2 separate regions of the Homo sapiens genome follow, and region 1 is linked to region 2. Evidence: read pairs that join two places in POLR2A ChIA-PET (ENCODE). Cell type or tissue: A673. All regions are shown on one strand. Each heading gives the region's core, and the rest is flanking DNA. Links, peaks and the distances in the headings are about the cores only.

Region 1 (12,719 bases), core at 1,388-9,387, 170 kb after region 2:
TAGCCTTTGTTGGAATAAAATATGAAAAGAGATGGTAAAAATGATACCTAAAAAGACACTAGATGCCAAACAGTCCCAGTGATCAGTAATAACTAAAAAACTATGAGTATCAACTACTATGTCCCACACATAGTGGTTTCCATATACTATTTTACTCAAACTACCAATAATCTTAACAAAGCAGGTATTCTTACTTTCTCCACTTAGTAGATGGGGAAAGACAGGTGAGATAGTTATAAATTACTTAGCCAAGGTGGGACGTGGTGGCTCATGCCTGTAATCCCAGCATTTTGGGAGGCCAAGGCAGGTGGATCACCTGAGGTCGGGAGTTTGAGACCAGCCCGGCCAACATGGCGTAACCCTGTCCCTACTAAAAATACAAAAATAGCCAGGTGTGGTGGCCTGGGCCTGTAATCCCAGCTACTTGGGAGGCCGAGGCAAAAGAATCGCTTGAACCCGCAAGGCAGAGGTTGCAACGAGCCGAGATCGCGCCACTGCCCTCCAGCCTGGGTGACAGAACGAGACTCTCGTCTCAAAAAAAAAAATAAATTACTTAGCCTAAACCAATGAACCCAAGTAATCTGACTTTGGAGTCTGCACTAAACATGTTTGAACAGAGCAAAAAGATAGATAGATGCAAATGGTCCTCATTTACGCAGGGCACTATTGCCAGGAAGAGGTCACAAAGAATCTACTTGTATCAGAGACAAGTATTTCACAGTAGGGAAAGGAGAACAGCAAAACATAAAAGGCTTTCAATAAGAACTTTTACCTTGAAAAATTAAACCCAAATATGTAGCAATAACTTGATGTTGTATGAAATACCAAGTAGGTTTTAACAGCAATTATCTGGTAATTTTTAGTATAAAACAAAGAATGATGCTTTAAAAGAGAATAATTTGAATTCAAAGATGAGAAAGTGCTCGAGAAAAGCAAAACTTTTAATAGTTTTACAAAAATAATCCTCTTTATGAACATGCTGACATCTTAGATATGATCATGTATCATGTATGGTGGAAAAATTCCTATACAACTTCATCAACGCAGGAAGCATCAGGGACTAAAATAACACAATCTCAGATTAGGGGACTTCACGCCCATCCTTCCCATACCCATCACCAATAAAGACATTTAGGAGTTCAGCAACAACAATGACAGTTGGGCAGATTTGACACAGGAAAATGTCTAAACCTTCCATCACCTAGCAGGATAATTCTGAAAATTCATTGTGCAGATAAGACAGGTAACTTTTAAAAAATGCTTATTTCTGAACACTGCACTGAGGGTAGACCCCCAAAATCAGTTTCAAGAGTGTGAGATAAGAGGCCTACAAATCACTCTGTCCTTTACAAACTCCCTCCTCATTCTCTGCATTTGCCTAGGATATTCACTCTATATGGAATATCTTTTTCCTAGCTGATTCTACCTGTTCAAATTTTACCGACTACCTGAAGCCATTTTTGATTACTCTGTTATTTGCCTCATCTAAACTCTCGGATCATTTATTCTATGATATGCAGTTTAGCACTTTATAACATGTGGTAGTCTTATGCCAGTCTAATTATTGTCAAAGATGTCAATCCTTTGTTCTAACTCACATAGGAGACTTTTTGTTTTTTTTTTTGTTTGTTTTTTTTTGTTTTGAGAGCTGGAGTCTCGCTCTGTCACCCAGGCTGGAGTGCAGTGGTGCGATCTTGGCTCACTGCAACCTCCACCTTTGTGTTCAAGCAATTCTCCTTCCTCAGCCTCCTGAGTAGCTGGGATTACAGGCATGTGCCACCATGCCCGGCTAATGTTTGTATTTTAGTAGAGATGGGGTTGGTTGGCCAGGCTGGTCTTGAACTCCTGATCTCAAGTGATACGCCCATCTCGGTCTCCCAAAGTGCTGGGATTATAAGCGTGAGCCATGGCACCCAGCCTCACATAGGAAACTTCTTAGAGCAACTTAAAGTTGTTCAACTATGTTATACGTCTTTCTTATGTTTTACTAAGTCTAGTACAGTAAAACATATACAATTAATTATTATTAAAATCACCTTAAGAAATACTAAAAACAAGGCCAGAATATAAGAAATAAAATATTGAGAGCCTATTAACAAACTCAGCTTGTGAGTGATTTCAGGGAATGGAAAGTTGAGTCAAAAAAAAATAGGAAAGATTTTAACAGCTTTCTGTGGATTTTATTATAGATTTTATGTGGAGTAATCCACAGAATATGTAAGACTAGTAGGTACTAGGCACTCAAAAAATGTTTATCATACATATACTTCTGAATAGTTGTCAAGAAAAAAGCAATTTTAAACATGGCTTACGTTACACAGAAATTACCTGGTTTAAGGGCCATCATGTGACCTGAGAAGTTTTGACAGTTTGATCTATACAGACTATGAATGCTAAACTCTTCTACCACATTATAATCCTTTGTCTATCCTTAATAGATATTCAAGTCCTCAAACATACCTTACCCTATGCCTGCACCTTTTGAATGTTCTCATTAAACCAAGGGAAGTCTTGGAACCTCCTTATTAGTCTGCCTTGCCAAGCTGAAGGTATGTAACAATACATATCTATAGTGCAGATAAAACAAGAATATACTAGAATGTGTCTGCTCTGAAAAAGCATCCCAGCTCAAATAAGTTTAGAAAACAATAAATCAAAGCTAAACAACTCTTGTAATGAAAGGACTTCTCAGAGCCCCTAATTTGCTGATCCATACTAAGGGTATTGGTATTTAAAATTATTTACCTGTAAAGAACTTTTTTCCAAGACACACTAAGCAGAGAAAAGCAATAACCTCTACACATATTGGTTCCAATTTCTTGCTCTGGCTCATAAGTATATTCTTTCAAAACTACCCATATAATCACAGAAAAATGTTGTACACCCACACATAAATGTGTACATATTACCAGATGCAAAAGTTTCAAACCAATAATCTGAACTCTAAACATAAGTAACATAAGTAAACATAAACAACTCTAAAACATTAAGGTAGCTCCATATCCTCTGATTGACACATCAATACCTCCTCTTGGATCGTTCTCTGCTCCTATCTCTAGAACTGTGCCGACTTCTCTGGTGGCTACGGCTGCGGCTACGGCTGCTGGAGCGGGACCTGTGGCGATGGCGTTTCTCCCGAGATTTGGATCGAGTTCTCCTCTTGCGTTCACGTGACATGGAGCGAGATCGATGTCTGCGATGCTCTCTGGACCTGGATCTACCAGACAAGATTTGATTTTGTTTCTACCTTTGTAATTACTATATTTCTCATTTATTAAAGCCTTTTCTTTAAAGAGAAACTTTTTTTCAGTAGTCTTAATGTCAATTATATTCCAAGTCAGCTAAATCTACACTGAATTGCTGGTGTGTTAATAACTACATACTAGAATTCAAAATAAAACATTAATAATTCTCAGCCAGGCGCCGTGGCTCACACCTGTAATCCCAACACTTTGGGAGTCTGAGGCAGGAGGATCGCTTGAGCTCAGGATTTCAAGACCAGCCTAGGCAACATGGCGAAACTCTGTCTCTATAAAACATACAAAAATTAGCTGGACACAGAGGCACATGCCTGTAGTCCCAGCTACTCAGGAAGCTGAGGTGAGAGAATCTCTTGAGCCAGGGAGGTCAAGGCTGCTGCAATGACCTGGTGATCACATCGCTGCAGTCCAGCCTGGGCAAAAGAGTGAAATTCTGTCTCAAAAACAAGACACTGATTGATAATTCTCAGAGAGCAATCAGTAATGTATAAATTTATTATCAGAAATAGTTTTTCAAGTGAAAGCAACTTTTGAACCACTACTATATGCCAGGGGCTATATTATCTAGATTTGTTATGAATTTAATTGCACTTAAATATCTTGAACATTTTTGTATCCTCTAGAAATTAAATATGTACCTGACAGACCTGGACAGAAGGGAAGAGAAGAGATGAGGAAGAATACGTCAGGACAAATTACTCTTTGTCTGAATTAGAAAGGTGAGATAACCATAGAAGTAAGTTTTTAATGCCCACAATATGCATGTCTAGTCACAGTGTAATCAAAACAGAGTAAGGGCCAGGGGTAGTAGCTCACGCCTTTAATCCCAGCACTTTGGGAGGCTAAGGAAGGATGATCACCCAAGCCCAGGAAGTCAAGGCTACAGGGAGCTGTGTTCACACCACTGCATTCCAGCCTGGGCAATAGAGAGCAAGACAAAACAAACACAGTAAGACAGTTCTCTATTCAAGGAGCAAACAGTTTGGGAGAAAGAACACTTGCGAAAATCATTTTTGAGAACTTGACTCAGATTGCAAAAAAAATGTATTTCTAATGAATACACAGAAATAGAGAACGAAAAACATTCTGAAAAACCAGAAAATATACGATCAAGGTGCTGGCAAAATAAAGACATTTTTTGAAAAGAAAAAAACCCACAAGGTAAGACACTTTTATAGCCTCCACCAGGTCACAAACTAACTTGTGGGGTGGGTGGGGGTGCATGGTGAGGGTGGAAATGGCATGGAGAGGACATAAACGTTTGACAGAAAACAAGGGGAAACAAAGGAATGCAACTTTGTTAGAAGAGTCACTTTAAGAATGATGGAAATGTTCTCAACTGGATTATGGTGATAGTTGCACAGCTTTAAATCTGCTAAAAAATCACTGACTTCAGAGTAAATCATATATATATATATATATATATATATATATATATATATATATATATATATTTTATACCTCAATAAAACTCTTAAATTTAAGTCACTTTAAGAATGTGAGGTTTGCTCATAATTTGATACAGCAAGTTCAAAATCATATTATACATATGAGATAGTTTACAAATACAGTTTATCTTCAACTGATTGTTATGAACGATGCTAAAAGGCATTCAGCTTATGTCAACATTATAGTCAAAGAAAGGTACATGACATGGACGTAGCTTTAGCCACACTTAAAAAGAGTATTTCTGGCTGGGCACAATAGCTTGTGTCTGTAATCCCAGCACTTGGGGAGGCCACAATGGGAGGACTGCTTAATCCTTAAACGGGAGGAGTTCAAGACCAGCCTGAGCAACATAGGGAGACCCCGTATCTACAATAAATTTTTAAAAATTAGCTGGACATGGTGGCACACGCCTGTGGTCCCAGCTACTCAGGACAGAGTGAGACCCTGTCTCAAAAAAAAAAAAAAAAAAAAAGCGTTATTTCCACAGCTGAAAAGAGTAATTCCAAAAGGAAGCAGAGGGAAAAAATATAAAACTCTCAGTGTAAGTTTTATCAAATCATACTTCGTTTAACCACTCATTTTGAGTTATTATGAATGCCATTTCTTCCAATGTATAACTTTATTCATCTTTTTAAAAATTCTAGGTAATTTTTTCATCCAAAAAATATTCACTAGGTATTTTTGCACTGTTCTATACTAGGGGAGGTTGAGTAGCAAGTAAAACAAAGTTCCTGCACTAAACTTAGTGCTTATACTATAGAAAGGGATCTATACAGGTTTGTAGGCAGTAAATAAAGATATGTCAGGTGGTTAAGAAAAAAAAAAAAGATCTATTGCTGGACATGGTGACTCATGCCTGTAATCCCAACACTTTGGAAGGCTGAGGCAGGCGGATCACTTGAGGTCAGGAGTTCAAGACCAGCCTGGCCAACATGGTGAAACCCCTACTCTACTAAAAATACAAAAAAAAAAAAAAAAAAAAAAAAAAAAACTTAGCAGGGCATGGTGGCACGTGCCTATAATCCTAGCTACTAGGGAGCCTAAGGTAGAAGAATCACTTGAACCTGGGAGGCGGAGGTTGCAGTGAGCTGGCATTTTGCCACTGCACTCCAGCCTGGGCAACAGAGCAAGACTCCGTCTCAAAAAAAAATTAAAAGATGTTATTACGTAGAGTGGAAAAAGAGAAAAGAGTGGAAATATTTATACGGAATAAGCAGGGAAGGCTTTTCTGATAGGTTGGCACTGAAGCAAAGCTGAAAGAAGAAAGGGAACAAGTGAATCAGTCATCTCAGAGAGGAGTGCTTCAGGCTGAGGGAACACAGATGCAAAGTCCCTGAGGTGGGAAAAAGCTCAGCATGTTGAAGGAAAAGACCAGTGTGGCTGGAATGAAGTGAGCAAAAGGAAGTAATATCAGGGTCTTACAGGCAGGATGACCAGGTACTTTATCATTCAAACTAGAAGGCTCTGAATAAGTTACTGAATGTAATGAGAAGCTATTAATACATATTCTGGGATAAAAGACATAAACCAGAACTATCCCAGGGCAGTTTGGGCTATGCCAAGCTTGTCCAACCTGCGGCCTCCAAGCCGCATGCTGCCCAGGATGGCTTTGAATACAGCCCAACACAAATTTGTAAACTTTCTTAAAATATTATGAGATTTCTTTGCAATTTTTTTTCCAGCTCATCAGTTATCATTAGTGTATCTGATGTGTGGCCCAGGTAAGCCAAAAGATTGGACACCCCAGGCCACACCGTCACCCTATGTAAAAGCTTTGGTAAAGATGTTAACTTCTCATATGAATGAGATGAAAAACCTTTGGAGAATCAGAGGGCTGATGTGATGTATTTCATTTATTTAAAGGCTCATCCTGGCTGACGTGTGAAAAATAGAATGAGGTGAAGAAGGGGGGTGGGCAAGCACAGAGAACTAAGGAGCCCAGTTACAAGGCAAACATATTATCTAGGTAACAGGACTAGAGGAATAGAAATTAAATTTCTGGCCCAAATATCTAAAGATGTTCTATGTGCAATACTTTATGTTTTCAACAAAGGGACCAGCTTATATTAATCAAACAGTAAACAATAACAGTATCACAGTTTAATGTTTCTACTTATCATGCTAGATCAGAGAAATTCACCAATAATATAAATTAGCTGACACAACTGGCCCCACTTATTAATGTTCTTTAGTTTTTTTAGTGTTTTAGGCAGAAATATCATTGATAGATGTTGCTAACAGAACTGTAAGGTTTTTGTTTTTCTTTTTTTGAGACAGTCTTACTCTGTCACCCAAGCTGGAATGCAGTGGCACAATCTCGGCTTACTGTAACCTCCACCTCCTGGGTTCAAGTGATTCTCCTGCCTCAGCCTCTCAAGTAGCTGGGATTACAGGCACCTGCCACCACACCCGGCTAATTTTTGTGTTTTTAGTAGAGATGGAGTTTCGCCATGTTGGCCAGGCTGGTCTCGAACTCCTGACTTCAGGTGATCTGGCTGCCTCGGCCTCCCAAAGAGCTGTGATGGTATAAGCGTGAGGCACTGCGCTCAGCCAGGTTTTTCTTTCATAACAACAAATTCTCTACTTTTTAGGGAAAACTTCTTGGGAAATAGTCTCTAGAGCTGAGAACTCAGAAAGTTTCTAAAAGAAGATGTGATCTGAACAAGAGGAATGGTAGAATTTGGAAAAGACTGAGAAAGGGCATTCTAGGTGGGAATGGATCCATGAAGAAAGCTCAACGACTGGAATGAGAAGGGCAAGTGAAGAACTGAGAAAGAATGATGAAGTACAACACATTTCCCTGCCTTTCTCAGACAAAAAAATGTATCAGCAACTAGCAAAAACTACAAAGAAAGGTTTCAAACCCCAAATATTAACGCTGAAAGTCAAAACAAAGTATTGTCTTGCTCTTTTAAGGCTGCAAATGCCTCTCTGAAAGCCTTCTGTGATCACTGTATAAAGGAATGGGTAATAAACTCACATAAAGTCAAGACTGGAGGGTATACTAAACATTTTGGTTTTGCTTAACCCACAGTGGATCAATCAAAATTTTATCCAACTATTAACCTACTAATGTTTTCAACAGCTACAACCTCTTAGAACATGTTTCCTAAATGTACCACCCAAATTGATTTTTAAAAAATTAATCCTTTTACGTATCTACTCTGAGCATCTAAATGATTTCAAAAAAAATTTTCTTTTTTTTTTTTTTTTTTTTTTTAAAGACAGAGTCCTATTCTGTTGCCCAGGCTGGAGTGCAGTGGTGCTATCTTGGCTCACTGCAACCTCTGCCTCCCGGCTTCAAGCAATTCTGCCTCAGCCTCTTGAGTAGCTGGGATTACAAGCATGCATCACCGTGCCCAGCCAAAAAAGAAAATTTTTAAAGGACCATTTAATCAATCTATAAAAACTACCTTTGAAAAAGACAACTTCACTACTTATACCTGTCTTATGTAATACACCTACCTTTTTGGATTCTTGCTGTGTGATCGGGACCTAAAAAAAAAAAATATGTATTTTTAGAAAAGTGGCTATAAATAAGAAAACAGTGCAGTGTTACATTATATTCTTCCTGATTTCTAATGTTTACATTAATTTTATAAATACAAGGCGTGTACCTACGCACACAAAATTTTCCAAAAGACACCACAAACTCGACAGATTTCTTCACCTTGCAGGGTTTGCTTAACTCAAGAATACCTGGCTCTTAAAGAATATGTTCCTAGGAGATTAAAACACAGTACAGGTTGAGTACTCCTTCTCCGAAACGCTAAGGATCATAAGTGTTTCGGATTTTTTCTGTTTTTTGTTTTTGTTTTTTTTTTTTTTAATTTTTACATTTTTTGTTGCCTAGGGTGGTCTTGAACTCCTGGATGCAAATGATCCAACCACCTTGGCCTTCCGAAGTGCTGGGATTACAGGTGGCCGATTTTTTTCAAAATTTGAAGTGTCTGCATTATAATTTACTGGTTCAGCATCCCTAAATCCAGAAACCAAAATCTGAAATGCCCTAATAAGCATCTCCTTTAAATGCTGCCAGCACTCAAGAAGTTTCAGATTTTGAAGCTCACTGGATTTCATTTTTTGGATTTGGGATGCTCAACCTACATATCACAACTTGCTAATTTTCCAGAAACCACTTACCAGCTTGGAAAAAATTCTTTTATATCTGTCATTTCTTTTTTCCCTTCTGGGAAAAGAGTGAAATTTCTATGGTCTGAGATCTACATACTCTTGGAGCTACAACCTCATACTATAATCTCTAGAACACCTAGTTCAATCTTACAATGTGTTTCTTCAAATGAAATGAGATACTCTACTTAAGGCACTTGTCACATTTCCTAGCACACAGGTAACGCTCAATGAAATGTAAAGTGAATATTATGGCTAGTAGGACACCACAGGGATTATTATTTTTTTTTGGATGATATATAGCATTGTTGAAAGCATGACTTTGAGATCAGCCAGATTTGAGTTTTATTTCTGGTTCTACCATTCACTGTCTGTGTGACCTAAGTAAGTTACATATCCTCTCTCAGCTTACTCTGTCACTAGCAAAAGAGGGATACTAATATAAATTTTACTGGGGTGGAGTGGGGGTGGGGTTTATAAAGATTAGATGAATATGGATAAATTCCTTACTACAGTGTCTGGCATACAATAAGCACCCAGTAAATGATTATGATTTTTTTCTTTTATCCCATCTTATATAATTTTATACTAGTTTCTAATTTCCTCATCTTCCATACTTCCATATTTCTTTAAGCTCACAGATTCAACGACTTTTTTTTAATGTTTCTGAAATTTGCATTATATAATCACTGTCAAAAGAAACTTGCCATTTGGCAAACAAAGGAGTAAGATGTGATATACTTTTTCATCATCTACAAATGTGAAAATGTAGTCCTGCAAAGAAATTCTGTTCCATGTTACTGTCACCTCAATTGAATCTTAAAATGAGATTCCCAATATTACTGAAAATTCCACTTATATATTAGAATACTGGGCAATATTCCCATAAGGACTTACTATACACAAAAGAACAAGTAGATAAAAGCTCTGAGGTAAACTTTACAGTAAATGAAGAAATCTCTCTCTCTCAATAGAGGACTGACATCACTTCTCCTAAAAAGGGACCATATAGACATGTAGTTTTGTTTCACTGTCTTTATGGTGCAAAAAGATTACCTGGTTATAAGCCATGTGACACAAACGAAGTCTGTTTAAACTTCTTGAAATATACTGAGTATATAATATGCTCAAAGATCGAAGGAAGTGAGCATAACCTAATACTACAAAGGGTTTTAATTAGCTTAAGCACATCTGCTAACTCTAAAGAGAAGGTATTTAAATTTAAGACATTTAAATGTAGTATGATTCAAGGAACACTATAAATTAGGACTACAGGCAAATCATTTGTGATATAACTGTCCATCCTAAAGCTGCTGAAGTTAAAAAGATGAGTTACAAAAAAATGTTGCCACCATGATGCTATGTGATTTTAGCTGCCAATGGTAAAAGTGACTCAGAAGAATGTTTAGACATTCCAAATACTAGAATTCTAAGATTTTATCAATTAATGAATACCAATGTAAGAGGAATTATATACATTTAGATATTTTTAGACTTTTTAATAGTTTATGGCTCCTAGAATTGAGGAACTAACCAAAGTTCAATGTAAAAAAAACCCTTCAATGAAACAACCACCCTTAAACCTTTTGTTAACAAAATACATCATAAAAAAAAAATAATAATTCTATGCTAACCTGGTGCAAATCTAGCCCAATATGAAAAATCAAAGGGCTAGAAAAGGATTTTGTTATAAATCTTTTTTTTTTTTTGAGACAGAGTCTCGCTGTCGCCCAGGCTGGAGTGCAGTGGCCCGATCTCAGCTCACTGCAGGCTCTGCCCCCCCAGGTTCACGCCATTCTCCTGCCTCAGCCTCCCGCGCAGCTGGGACTACAGGCGCCCGCCACCTCGCCCAGCTAATTTTTTGTATTTTTAGTAGAGTCGGGGTTTCACCGTGTTAGCCAGGATGGTCTCGATCTCCTGACCTCGTGATCCACCCGCCTCGGCCTCCCAAAGTGCTGGAATTACAGGCGTGAGCCACCATGCCCGGCTGGATTTTGTTATAAATCTTACAAGATACGAAGCATTCTTTATTCACTCTTCCACACATTTTAAAGGAAATCACATTCCGTTAAATGGCCAAGAGTTACGATACTTGTATAATTAAACATTTATATAATTCGCACAGTAATATTTTTTAAAGTAAGCAGAAGTTTCCCACGTCCCATAACAGATTTATCACCATCTAAAATTTAAAATCAATTATATCTCTTTTTAGAACCACAGAGATTCAACTTCAATTACTTGGCCCATTACTCCATACCTCCTCAGCTTCTCCCTTTCTTCTCTCTCTCTCTCTTCTCTTCGTTTCAGCCGTTCCTGGTTTCTTTTCTCCTGCTTCTCAGCTACGACTCTCTTAAAAACAGTAATAAATGAGGAGAATATTTACTGAGTCCATTCTTAAACAGCTTTATCCTAAACTTTATATTATCTGGTTTCTAATACAGTACAACTGCTGTCAAAATCTGTTTAATAATTCAATTTGAAGTACTGCCAGAAATAATCATTAGGCCTACAAGTCTTCTTTCCATAATCTTTCCCCATTTTGTGGAAAATGTGTAAAATTTCACCTTTCTCCATGATTTCTACTTGGTTTTTTTTTTTGTTTTTTTTTTTAAGTGAAAACAAATTATTTTAAAATAGAGACAGAATCTCGCTATGTTGCCCAGATGGGTCTACAACTCCTGGGCTCCAGTGATCCTCCCACCTCAGCCTCCCAAAGTGTTGGAATTAACAGGTGCGAGCCACTGAGACTGGCCTATGATCTTATTATTTTTTTTTTAGAGACAGTCTTACTCTGTTGCCCAGACTGGAGTGCAGTAGCACCATCTCGGCTCACTGCAACCTCCACCTGCCAGCCTCAGCCACCTGAGGAGCTGGGATTACAGGCGTGCATCACCACACCCAGCTAATTTTTCTATTAATATTTTTTAGTGGAGATGGGGTTTCACCATGTTGCCCAGGCTGGTCTCCAACTCCTGGCCTCAAGTGATCTGGCCACCTTGGCATCCCAAAGTGCTGGGATTACAGGCATAAGCCACCATACCCAGCTCCATGACTTTTTTTTTTTTTTTTTGAGACAGAGTCTCGCTCTGTCGCCCAGGTTGGAGTGCAGTGGCACAATCTCAGCTCACTGCAACCTCCACCTCCCGGGTTCAAGTGATTCTCCTGCCTCAGTCTCCAGAGTAGCTGGGACTACAGGCACATGCCACCACACCCAGCTAATTTTTATATTTTTAGTAGAGACAGGATTTCACCATATTGGCCAGACTGGTCTCGAACTCCTGACCTTGTGATCCGCCCGCCTTGGCCTCCCAAAGTGCTAGGATTACAGGCGTGAGCCACTGCGCCTAGCCTTTCATGATTTCTTAATGACATTTCCAAGTCACTTCTACAAGATTTTCCTCCTCTAAATGTTTTCTAGTATTATTTTGTATTTTTTAAAAAAACATCAACCATTATAAATCACAAGTTCCCATGCCCTGTGATTTCTAATATGGAAATATTTAGGTCACTTCCAATTACCATCCTGATGCTGCTGCTTTTTAAAGATATGAGTAAAATGCTTGAGTTCTGTTGCTAGGTCTATCTGCAAAGACTCCCAAGTAGGAACCACTGGAGTTTTAACTTGGAGCCTAGTAACTATTTGCTATAGTGACTCTTTTCGAAATTTTTAAAAAATTACTTGAGATCACCCTAGCTACTCAGAATACTGAAAAGAGCCCACTGTTACCTGAGAATATGGAGATGTCCCTAGGCATTTTCTGATTCTATATTATTTTAAATGCTATGGACCTTGAGTTAATTCCAGTTGACAATAACAGTTACAAAGAAAATGACTATCCCATGTTTCCTATCTGTCAGCCAGACCTCAATTCATGA
Region 2 (12,719 bases), core at 1,795-9,794:
CTACTTACCCCAGTGCCAGTCCTGTAACTTTGCCTAAAATGCTGGTTAATTCCCCTAACATGGCTCAGCCTCAGCTTGGCAGCCAGAGTCAGGCAGCCGATGACCTTCAGAGGGATGGCAGTGCCTCCACCACCAAAGGGGCTTTTAGACCTGATTGAGGGTGTCACTAAACCTCTAGGACTAGATGATATAGCCTAGAATTTTTAAAAGAAAGCCAATGCAAAATCATTATTCCTGACCCCACGTATGTGGCACTGTTGGTTGCACAGCAGATGGCTGGCCAGCAGCTCCACTCGTAAGAACTCCAGGGCATGTTGGAGGCAGATGCTGGGAGACACTGAGCTAAAGACAGGAGAATCATAGCAAACATGCACTGGGTGTTCCACCCGCACTAGCTCCTCCATCATTTGATGGGGCATGCAAGGCTGATATTTCTATTCCCATTTGATAGATGAAGAAACTGAGGCTCAGGAAAGGTAGGTGACTCACCCAAATTGATACAGGTTCTAAATAGCAGAATTGGGACTCAGGTGCCATGCTCTTGAAGAAATGTCAAACTTAATAACTGGCAAAAATAACTGATTTCAGTCATTCATTCAATGAATACAGATTCTATCCTGCTCCCTCCTGTGACTACCACTATGCCACTGTGTGCAGGTCACCATGCCAGGGCCATAGGGAGTCTAGAGTATTGTCCACTGAGCCCCCTCTTGGTGCTGGGCGTTTGTCAGAGTGCTGGAGCCATGGCACTGAGAAGGGCGGAGTCAGCTCTTTTTAAAGTAAGAAGGGCAGGGAAGAGCCAGGGAACTCCTTTTCAGTGAATTACTGTTGGACTAGGGGACTCTGGTCATGGCTAGAGAATTGGCCAAAAGATAAGACAAACAGATATTGTTCTGGGTCCCCCAGGATTAAGTAGTAGAACTGGTCTTCTTTTAAATATTTATAGACAATTTCGATTAGAAAAGCATTTAATTGTCTACACATACTGAACAAGCCATCTTTTCTCTCCTGGACTCTCTTGATCCACGTCTCCTGATCCAGACCCCCCTGCTATCTTTACCTTGTGTTGAAATGGTCTTGTAAAGGCTGTAGCATACAACCTTTAGTCATGAGGGTAATTTCTTTTTTTATTTTTGTAAGAACTAGAGACAGTGTCTCACTATGTTGCCCAGGCTGGTCTTGAACTCCCAGGCTCAAGCAGTTCTCCTGCCTTGGCCTCCCAAAGTGCTGGGATTACAGGTGTGAGCCTCCATGCCTGGCCGAGAGTAATTTTTTAAGTGTGTAAACCAAAGTGGTTCACATCAACTGATCATATAGAAATGATTTTGTCCAGCTCCATTATTCATTCACGCATTCACTCATTCAGTTACCTGGATATTTCTGGTAGGTGGGTTGTTCTGCTTAGGTCATCAAGTGTCTCCTGCAGGCTGCACTTCACTGTGCCTGTGTAAGCAGCCACTGTTTCAGCCGACGTTACCAAAAATGAAAACTTTAAGAAAATTGATTCATAAATATCATTCAGTATTTTAGATATAAAAACAGTTACTTAGCTCACTCTTAACATGTTTATATATAAAAAAAATTTGACCCGAAATGTTTTCCTTGTTTATACTAAGTTGAAAGTCTAGAGAAATCATTATAGATAAAGCAAGGTTAGAAAACTGATAAACTGCAGCTCAAATTACTTTGGCCTGAAAAATTAACATCCACTTAACAGAGGGAGCAAAAACCACACACACTCATTTATTATTGCATGGGCAAAAAGCCCAAAGTGGGATTAGCCTCCATTGCTACCTATAACCATGTAGCTTGCTCCATCCTGCCATTGGTTGAGAAGCTGCTACAGCCAGCCTCCTGCCATGCTCATGGAGACGTGGGAATCAGGCTTGAGTGAAGGAACAAAGGAACCCAGACACACAGTGCCATTTGAAGGAACTTTGGTGTCTCTCCATTTTGAGTACAATACATCCCCAGTTGAAAAATATTTCAGTCATGTGACTCATCTCAAGAGGTGATGGTAGGATCTTTTGTCCAGCTGACTTCGCCACACCCTCTTTACAGGGCTCCATTTAAGACACTCCAGTGGGCTGAGTAGAGTGGCTCAGGGGTGTATTTTGAAGAAGAGACACTTCACCCTACTGTCCCCAGCTGCTGTCACATTACAAAGCTGTCACTGATATGCCACAGCTTCCTGGTTTGCTCCTTGCTTTCCACAGGGAAGAAGGAGGAAGAGGGGTGGCAGAGGGTTGGATACCATAGGGCAGAGCGGTGCTCAGTGGATAGACTGAAGGTGATGAGGAAAGATGAGTCAAAACTCCCAGGCCAGTTGGGAAGAGAGAGACTGGACTTCAGAAGAAGATGGAAGGAGAGCAAACACTTCCTTCCGCTGCATCTGATGGGACAAGGACGAGGTGACTACTCATGGCTACTTCTGCGACCCTGTTTCTGATTTCTCTAGAAAGTAGTCATGTAAAAATGATCTTAAGGGTGATATATGTGTATTTATATACACACACGTGTAGACATAGACATAGACATAAATATGCAGATAATACAATTTGAAAGGAGGAGCCAGGCATGGTGGCTCACACCTGGAATCCCAGCACTTGGGGAGGCCAAGGTGCCAGGATCACTTGAGGCCAAGAGTTTGAGACCAACCTGGGCAATATAGCAAGACCCTGTCTCTACAAAAAATTTTTTTAAATTCCCCAGGCACAGTGGTACGTGCCTGTAGTCCCAGCTACTTGGGAAGCTGAGATGGGAGGATTGCTTCCGCCCAGGAGTTCGAGGCTGCAATGAGCTATGCTCATAACACGATACTGCAGTCTGGATGACAGAGTGAGACCCTGTCTCTAAAAATAATAATAATAATTTGAATGGAATGTATGTGCCATATTAAAATGAAGATTTTTTTTTTCTCTCTAATGACTCTAAGTCAGCAGCTATCAGGAAGGAGCATACTGGTCTGGAGGCACACTGGAATTACCAGCGTGAGCCACTGTGCCCAGCCAAAAGTAGTCATATTCTTTACCACATCATCTTGCCATGATGATTAAAGGAGATAAACATATAAAGCACTTTAAGCTGTAGTTAGTATGCATCCAATAAATGTTACCTGTACTTAATAATCAGCATCATAGTAATAGAACACATAGCATTGACTATGAAATCAGAAGGGTAAAAGAAGTTATTGGAGGAGATGAGTTTTGACCCTGGTCTTGAAGGATGAAATTGACTCAGATTAGCAAATAGAAATCAGAGACACATTCCAGATAAGACCCTACAGGGAAGGGGTCACAGGTTATATCTGATCTTCTGCCAGTGCTTTCTCCTTTAGGGATTTCTTTACTTTTTAGCTCCTTATTTATTTTCATCATTTTGAAATGATGAAAATTATCTATTGCCATGACAACATAATGCAATTGTGAACTCTGACAGCTTTGTTCTTTATTCAGAAGTGATGTTCTTCCAAGGCCATTTCAGCAAATATTTCTCACTCTGCCCCTATCGCTATCTCTCTCACTTGCATTAACCAACTCATAATGGGATTGATAAGCTGTCAATAATAACTAGACGCAATCATGGAATGAATCCCAGTAGTATCGATAGATACGAGCCTAAAGAATCTGCCGTAGTCATCTGAAATGTGTGCTCATTTCTAAAGTGACTCATTTAACAGCTTCCCATTAGTTCTCTAATCTGCATAGTGTGTTCAGGTAGAGCGCAGAGCTTTCTAACAATGGAAGAGATGAAAAACAGCTAGCAAATGAATTCACCTTCTGCAAATAAATGTGTCACTTGTAAATCCAAAAAGGTAGGCAAATCAGCATCAAGCTGTGCCGTACATATTTGCTCATTAAGCCAGGGGCTCCCCAGCTACAACAAAGGGATGGGACCTGGGAAGAGTTTATAAAGGTTTTATCCCACACTCCTTGTAGATAATTAGACACTGACATGCAGATTCTTCAGTCTCTTCAGTGGGAGGCTCACTACCTGTTGGGTTTCCATCAAGGAGATGGCCCTCAGTTCTCACAGGTCACCCACGCCAAGCTGTCAGCTCTCACAAGACTCATGCCAGAAAGCCATTCTTCAGTGACAAGAAGCTCAGTGACTCATGAAGTGGCTGTTGTGTCTTGAGATAGTTCTAGTTGTTAGAAAATTCTTATTCATATTAAGCTGAAGCTTCTCCACAATTTCCACATTTGAGTGAAGAGCTCCAAATATGCCCAATTTGAATTTTACTCGAGGGCAGATTACAGTTTTGCCAAAATTAGTGTGTGTTTTTGTCTTTTTGTTGTTTTTTTTTTTTTTAAATGCTCATTTTCTAAACTACTCAGATCCTAAGGAAGATATGATCAGCAAGAACTGGCCAGATCTGGGTCTATAGGTAAGGTACATCTGCTAAAAGGATCTCTTTCCTCTCCAGATTAGGGCTAGACCATTCCTATTTTAGAATGTCTCTAGGAATCTTTCAGAGATCCTCATAATGGCTCCTTTAATGCCATGAGTAATCTCTCTCAATGAATTTCAGAGCAGATTGGAGCTGGATGGATGTTACAGGTTATCCAGGCCACTGTCCAGAGCCACACCAGTAAAGGAACAGCAGAGCTAGGACTGCAGTGCCAGCTCCCAGGACACATTTGGGAGTCAGCCTCCATCCTCACCTGGGGTCCTCCACCCACAGAATGGGCACCTGCAACAGAACATGTCTGCGTTTCATGAGATGACCAGAGGCATGTTCATCATTCAGGAGTAGCTGTGCCCGAAGCTGAGAGTGAAGGGCAGGGCAGCGCCATCTCCTCACCTCCCCTCGGGAGCCAGCAGCTGCTCCCAGTCATGGCTCCCAGCTCTTCCCCTGGCCCTCAGAGTACTTCGAAACAGTGTGAGGTGGGAGGAGTTCCCTTATTACACAAGAGACTGCAGCAGACCAGTTGTTTCCCTTTACTCCCCCGCATTCATCCCAGAAGACAGCTGCAGGTTTCTCTGCCCTTGTCTTCTTAAGGCAGCTCTCCTTCCCTCCTGCTCCCTCCTCGTCCTCAGCCTCCAGCATCTCCCTGCTTTCAGATCCCTCCTCCCTACCTCCTAGCTCAGAGACCTCCTAGAGTCCCACTTCCTTTTTTTGCTTAATTTATATTTATAAAATATTTCGAGATATTCTTTTTTGTTGTTATTGGTAGACAGCAATCTTTTTTTTTTTTTTTTAAGACAGTCTGGCTGTGTCACCCCGACTGGATTGTAGTGGTGTGATCTCAGCTCACTACAACCTCACCTCCTGGGTTCAAGCAATTCTCCCACCTCAGCCTCCCAAGAAGCTAGGATTACAGTCATGTGCCACCACACCCAGGATTGTTTTTTGTTTTTTTGTTTTTTTTTTTCAGCAGGGGGCCAGCGCGGTGTGGGGGCAGAGTCTCACTCTGTCACCCAGGCTAGAGTGTGGTGGTGTGATCTCTGCTCACTGTAACCTCCACCTCCCGGGTTCAAGTGATTCTCCTGCCTCAGCCTCCCTAGTAGCTGGGATTACAGGTGCACACCACCACGCCTGGCTAATTTTTGTATTTTTAGTAGAGACGGGGTTTTGCAATGTTGGCCAGGCTGGTGTCGAACTCCTGACCTCAAGTGATCCGCCCACCTCGGCCTCCCAAAGTTCTGGGATTACAGGTGTGAGCCACTGCACCCAGCAGATTTCTTATTTTTAGTAGAGACAAGGTTTCATCATGTTGGCCAGGCTGGTCTTAAACTCCTAGCCTCAAATGATCTGCCTGCCTTGACCTCCCCAAGTGCTAATTACAGGTGTCAGCCACCGTACCTAACTATTTTTATTTATTTATTTATTTTCTTTAGAGTGTAGGTCTCTTTGTCACCCACACTGGAGTGCAGTGACACGACCACAGCTCACTGCAGCCTCAAACTCCTGGGCTCAAGCCATCTTCCTGCCTCAGTCTCCCGAGCAGCTAGGACTATAGGTGCACACCACCATGCCTAGCTAATGTTTTTATTTTTGTAGAGGTGGGATCTCACTGTGTTGCCCAGGCTGCTCTCAAACTTCTGGCCTCAAGCGCTGGGATTACAGGGGTGAGCTACCGCACCTAGCTTCCACTTTGTAATTCTTGTACTGGATCTCAGTGCCCTCCCACCCTCTGGGTGTCTCTACTGAGCCCTGATGTACAGCGGCGAAGTGCCCAAGACTCTGAATCTCTTTTGCTTTTTTTTTTTTTTTTTTTTTTTTTGAGACACAGTCTTGCTCTGTCGCCCAGGCTGGAGTACAATGGTGCAATCTTGGCTCACTGCAAACTCCACCTCCTGGGTTCAAGCGATTCTACTGCCTCAGGCTCTGAGTAGCTGGGATTGCAGGCCCCACCACCACTCCCGGCTAATTTTTGGTATTTTTAGTAGAGACGGATTTTCACCATGTTGGTCAGGCTGATCTCAAACTTGTGACCTCAGGTGATCCACCCACCTCGGCCTCCCAAAGTGCTGGGATTACAGGTATGAGCCACCTCACCCAGCCTGGACTTTGTTTTTGATGGAGATAGAATTCATGTACTGTACTGTATAGTTCACCCGTTGAATGTGTACAATTCAGTGGTTTTAGTCTGTTAATTTTTAATTGTGGTAAAATATAAAATTTGCCATTTCAACCATTTTTAAGTGTAAATTCAGTGACATTAATTATATTCATAATGCTGTATAGCCATCACCGTTATCTATTTTCAGAACTTTTCCACTACCCCAACCAAAAACTATACCATTAATCAGTAACTTCCCACTCTCCTCTCCCCTAGCCCCCAACCTCTGGTAACCTCTAATGTATTTTCTGTCTGTATGAATTTGCCTGTTCTAGATATTTCATATATGTAGACTCAAACAAACTATTTGTCCTTTTGTGTCTGGTTTATTTCATTTAATATTTTCGAGGTTCATCCATATTGTAGCATGTATCAGAACTTTTTTTTTTTGGAGACAGGGTTTCACTCTGACACCCAGGCTGGAGTGCAGTGGTGTGATCATAGCTCACTGCAGCCTCAAACTCCTGGGCTCCCACCTCAGCCTCCCAAACAGCTGGGACTACAGGCATGCACCACCATACTTTGCTTATTTTTTTAATTGTTTGTAGAGATTGGCTCTTACTGTGTTGCCCAGGCTGGTCTTGAACCCCCAGCCTCAAGCAATCCTCCCACCTCAGCCTCCCAAAGCACCGAGATTACAGGCATGAGCCACCCCTCCCAGCATTCATTCATTTTCATGACTGAATAGTATTCCACTGTATGGATACACCATATTTTCTATTCATTCACCAGCTGATGGACACTCGGGTCGTTTCTACCTCTTGGTATTTTGAATAGTGCTGCAGTGAACATTGGCTTACATGTATCTGAGTACCTGTTTCCAATCCTTTGAGAATGTACTTAGGAATGGAATTGCTATAGGGTAACTCTGTGTTTAGCTTTTTGAGGAACAAGCATATGGACATTTCACATTTAAACTGTCATAACTGGGAGGTGTGGGTCTTTATTAATTAAAATTTATCTACTTTAAGTTAACATGAAGAGCCATAAATATATGCAACCAATTCATTCCTCACCTTCTTCTGAGTTCTTAACAATTATCATCTGTACGATTCATCTGACAGTTAATCACGGAGGCTTTGTGACATCCATTATTCTCTCTAACTGGTTATTTTAAAGCTTTTACTATTTAACTTGTCATGTTGTTATACAGTCCTCCACTGAGATTTTAATCTCCTCGAGGGCAGAGACACATATTTCTTTGTATAGGTATTCCCTGTAGTACCCCGCGTAGATCTCCGAGATATCATGAGTTTTAATTTTCTTTGATTTCAATCTTCTGGTTTATTCATAAACTAGAAAAAAGGAAACTTTTCCAGCAAGTCCTTACCCTGATAGAATTCTCTTTGCCTAAATAAGTTTTTTGCAAACCTGTTTTCACATGTTAACTAAGGTAACACAACTTGTAAGAAGAAGAAGAATAGCAGCTATTATGGAATACTTACCATGTGTTGTGTATCATTGAAAGCACTTGTATTTTCTCACTTAGTTCTCAAAACAAGCCTATGATATAGGTACAATTATTACCTACCTTTTACTGATGAGGCCACTGAATCACTGAGAGGTTAAATAGCTGCCCACCGCCCTGTCACCAGCACATGCCGAAGTTAGACAGCTGACTCCAAGGTTCGTGTTCTCACCCACGAACACGGTTAGGCACCCTGAACCAGAGAGGACAGTGTCCAGCCACTGGAAGAATTATCCAGCCTAGATGTCAGGAGCGCTGGGCGTTGGGGAGCAGGGCCAGCGCCTCCTGGGGACTGCACCCCCCAGATCCCCCAGCCTTCTGTAGCTCAGCAGACAGGCTCTGCTTCTGTCCCTCCTGCCTGGCTGCTGTGGGCTCTGGAATTTGCCCACTTCCCTGCTGCCTCTAGGGTGGTGGAGATCCATCATGGGAAGAGCCTGGCCTGGCTGTGTGGCCTCAAACAAGATACCCGGGAGGTGGCTGTGACTCTATGAGGCTCCGTAAATACCAGCTGCTTCTCTCATCCAATTAGCTGGAAACTGACCAGTTGCCTAGGCAATTTTTATTTCTTAAAAATAAATGATCAATATATAAAAATAGATGCACATTCATTTTAAAGTCTTAAATAAGCACACAATAAACAATAAATTTCACATCCATCATGCCAGCAGCCTCTCACTGAGTTTGAAGACAAACAGAAGTAGTTCCCAAAGTAACCACACTAACTTAAATATCTCTGAACAAACATGCCGGCCAAGAGCTATCCAAAGCCAGTGCCTCCCTATTGTATGAAGTTCCACATATAAGATGAAGGCCAGGGCTTCAGAGTGGCTTTCACACAGCATCAACCTGGCAGGGGCCTTCCCACCAGGCCCCGGTGCAATACCATCTCCCCCGATCCCTTGGCCCAGGCAGTGGAAAAGCTGCAGGTGAGCCTGGCTCCTGAAAAGGGGACTGCAGAGGTCGTAGTGGCCTGCACACAGCCCACAGAGCACACTCAAAGTAAGGAGAGGCAGAGGGTGTCAACTCTAGCTCTGCGTTCTCTGCAGCATGTCTGCACTGTGCTGTGTGCATGCAGCCCCCTCAGAGCCTCACGCTGCATCCCATTGGACATTCTGCTCCCTCCTGCATAAGCTTTGCCAGGCCGCAGGCACCAAACCTAAGCTTATGACATTCTTCTCCCAGCGAGGTTTACTCCTAACCCAGGTCCCCAGGTTGCTGGGTTCTTGCTGGTTCTCTCCTTGCTCAGATGTCCCATTCTGGCAGGCCCACGGGGGTTGTACCCAGCTCTGGGCTGCAGGTGCCTCCCCTGCAGCTCTGCTGAGCTCTGCTGCACAGGAAGAGCCCAGGCCAGCCCGGAAGCATCTCACTCCCTAGTTTCCAGAAGCCCCTGTGGGTCCAGCACCAGCCCCTTCTCCATGTCTTCACATGTCCCCCTGCTGCCGGCTACACAGGGGACTTTTGCATGCCCAGTCTCCCTATGGGGGTTAGGGAGGGCAAAAGCCCTGTTCCTGCCCTCTCCCCTCTGCCTCCCTCCCCTGCCCCAGGGCATGAAGTGCTAGTTGGGTGTCTCACCTCACGGCCTTCTCCCACCTCTGACTTCTCCCTTTGCATTTTCAGCACTGTCTCCAAGCAAAGAAAAAACGTCATCAGCTGTGTCACAGTCCACGACTCCCCCTACTCCGACTCCTCCAGCAACACCAGCCCCTACTCCGTGCAGCAGCGTGCTGGGCACAACAATGCCAATGCCTTTGACACCAAGGGGAGCCTGGAGAATCACTGCACGGGGAACCCCCGAACCATCATCGTGCCACCCCTGAAAACCCAGGCCAGCGAAGTATTGGTGGAGTGTGATAGCCTGGTGCCAGGTAATTTGGGGCCAGGACAGGGCAGGAACCTCTCCCTGGAGAGTGGTTTTCCTGCTTTTCTGCTGCTAGAAATGTTGCTGTATGGGAGCTAGTACAATAGAAAGTGCCCAGTGACTGCAGGCGACCCTTACCGAGGATTTTATTCAAGTATCCAGGGGAGGCTTCTGCTGAACAGCACATTGTATAAGCAGCGTTTTCCTTCTTTAATCCTGTAATCAATACCTCTCTGCCTTTACAATGGCTCTGCTTCCAACTAGGTTGATTAATAGAAAATAAAAGCCTCCTGGTTCTTTATGCCTGAGCCTGGAAGAATACCTGGTCTGGGGAGTTCCTGGCTGACATCTAGCACCACTCTCTGCCAGGAAGCCCTGGTGGTCAGATGGGCTTCTTGTGTAGGAAGAACCTCCTCCGAGTCTTGCTAGGGAAGGGTGAAATTGGCCCCTCTCAGCCCCTCCTCGGAATCAGCTGCTGGGCGGCGAGACCAAGCCATGTGTGTTTCTCTGCTCATGCACTGCTATCTTCAGAGGACTCCTCCTGTCCCGCGAAGGCTTGTCTTGAAAATTGGGCCCTGGAATAAAGGCTGAGAACGTAACCTTCTGAATAAACTCAGTGGCTCACTGTAGATTTTGTAGCATCTATTTAGCGTTTCCCTTGCTCATGCTCACAGTGGAAGAATGTGGGGACTAAACCAGAAGAAGTCTGCGCGTCCCGCTATTCCGCCACAAACCACACCCAAGCCAGCCTGCACCTGCGTGGCGGCATAACTGAAAAGGGAAGGAAAGGGAACGCCAGGAAGCTTTTGTCTAGATGTGAGAAGCTGTTACTTCTCAGGAGGACCTCATGTCTGTCACCTGAGGTCGCTACAGGAAACTGGGGACTCTTCCTGGGTGGTGACCACATGTGAGACCCAGTGGGCGCAGGCCCCATTCAGGGGCTGCCACTGAGGATGAAGCGTAGAGGCAGGATGGGGTCATTAGGGCTTTTCCAGCCCAGTGCCTCAGGCCAGCCTGCACGGTGAGGGTCAGAGCCCTGGCACGCTCTCCCAAGAGCTCATGGCATTGCCTGGGATGGGGCCCCTTTTGCTGAGAGGCTCTGCCTAAAGGGGAGATGGTGACAGCCACAGGCTTGCGCTCCCCGCCACCTACTTCCTAACCCAAGGCAGCATCACCCTTTCCGACATTTGCGGCGAAGCTCTTTTTCCCTGACTTTGGAGTTACCCCAGCTACCTTTCCTCTGAAGAAATGCTTGTGAAATGCAGCTTCTCAGCACCCTGCTAAAACGTCTCCTTTTGCAAGTCCTGGTCTGTCCCCAACAGTACCGTCATGACGATGCAGCCTCCAAGCAGCTTTGACATCAGAGCCAGCGCTCCTGTGGGCCTGGGGGCAGGGGGTCGTGGTGCCTACAGCGAGAAAGACACACAAGCAGCACGCAGCTCGCGCTGTGCTCTCTCGGAAGAAGGAGACCTTACCTTCAGGAAAAATAGAGCCACAGCAGTGCCACATGCCAGGGCGAGCATTCTGGTTGACAGGGGCCAGGCTGTACTTGCTGCTAGGGTCTGGTGACCTGGGGCCAGAGAAGCAGGCTGGAGCCCTCCCAAAATTAGGCATCTCTGTGAGGAAAAGAAAATGAAGCTGTCCCTTCCACAAGGCTACAAGGACATCTCTCTCCAAAAACCATCTTTTTCCACCCGGGCAAATGTTTTGGTGGAAACCCTGCCAGGAAGCAACATTCTCTAGCAGTAACCAAAGGGCCCTGGGAGGCACCCGAAGTCATTCCCGGGAGCCAGGATTCCTTAAAGAGAGCTGCATACTTTTCAGCTCAGCTATCCTTTAAATATTGTTTAAGGGTATATGCAGCACACATTTTTAAGTTTAAATATTTGCAAAGGATAGAATTTGTCTTGTATCATTATTTAAGTTCCTTAAATATATGTTTGTGCAAACCTCGAAGCTGCAGACTGAACTCATACCATATGCGGGAGTGCTGCCTGTGCCCTCACGAGCAGGGGCATTCCTCGTCTGGTGCCTGCCCTTCCCCAGCCAGTGGCGTTCAATACCGATACACACCTTTAGCTGTAGAACCCACCTAGGCTTGGAAAAGTCGGGAAAGCAGCCTTCCTCAGCTCCCTGGAGCCCAGTGATGCATACAGGCCAAGGTACAGCCAGTTAACAGCTCCCCCAGCTACAGCACCCAGAGCATGGGAGAGTTCAGCGCTCCCCCAGCCCTCTTAGGCCAGGATATGCACTGCTGTTTCCCCGCCATACTCACCCCCTCCTGTGGCTCTCAGTCTTTCAGTCCTTCTCAGGTTGGGGTTAGTGAAGTTTCTTTTGGAAGCAACAGAATGAACTCTACACTGGCTTAAGACAAACAACTTATTGGAAGGATGCAGGGCTAAGGGAAAGTTCAACAACTAAGTCCCAGGCAGGGCAGGAGCCAGAACCCCGGGGACCTGAGCCCTGGGGGCCAGATGCCTGCTCTCTGAAGCTGCCTTCACCCGACTCACCGACAGCAGCTCCCAGGCTCCTGGTGTCCCATTTCCAGGAGACCAGAATTGATTGTCCCAGCTTGGAGAGACACTTGTCGTTGCTTTTTTTTCCGGAGAGGAGTCTCGCTGTGTCACCCAGGCTGGAGTGCAGTGGCGCGATCTCGGCTTACTGCAACCTCTACTTCCCGGGTTCAAGCAATTCTGCTGTCTCAGCCTCCCAAATAGCTGGGACTACCGGCATGCACCACCACGCCCGGCTAACTTTTTGTATTTCGGTAGAGATGGGGTTTCACCGCGTTAGCCAGGCTGGTCTCGAACTCCTGAGTTCAGGCAAT

Evidence for each region. ChIA-PET counts read pairs that join two places held together with the same protein. Peaks named below come from ENCODE experiments on the same cell type or tissue, not always from the same donor. Only the 100,000 strongest peaks of a DNase experiment are listed, where the experiment ranks them.
Region 1: POLR2A ChIA-PET joins it to region 2 with 8 read pairs; 4 of 35 experiments call an interaction of 5 or more read pairs at or near these places.

Annotation. Positions count from the first base shown.
Region 1 is chr7:139,408,036-139,420,754 of GRCh38, reverse strand. It overlaps FMC1-LUC7L2 (FMC1-LUC7L2 readthrough), which reads right to left. Exons shown (of 11, transcript NM_001244584.3): 8 at 11,101-11,192; 9 at 8,175-8,204; 10 at 3,026-3,217. It overlaps LUC7L2 (LUC7 like 2, pre-mRNA splicing factor), which reads right to left. Exons shown (of 10, transcript NM_016019.5): 7 at 11,101-11,192; 8 at 8,175-8,204; 9 at 3,026-3,217. LOC100129148 (a long non-coding RNA gene) reads left to right here. Exons shown (of 3, transcript NR_033999.1): 3 at 3,060-3,293. Among named protein-coding and RNA genes, the nearest start is that of LUC7L2, 55 kb to the right of the region's middle. RefSeq lists a silencer at 9,826-10,026. In A673, for the core only: no CTCF peak of the experiment used is centred there; no DNase peak of the experiment used is centred there.
Region 2 is chr7:139,580,997-139,593,715 of GRCh38, reverse strand. HIPK2 (homeodomain interacting protein kinase 2) reads left to right here. Exons shown (of 15, transcript NM_022740.5): 13 at 9,652-9,899. It overlaps LOC105375530 (a long non-coding RNA gene), which reads right to left and starts at 8,183. Exons shown (of 4, transcript XR_001745383.2): 1 at 8,098-8,183; 2 at 1,371-1,489. In A673, for the core only: no CTCF peak of the experiment used is centred there; a DNase peak (open chromatin) is centred at 4,915.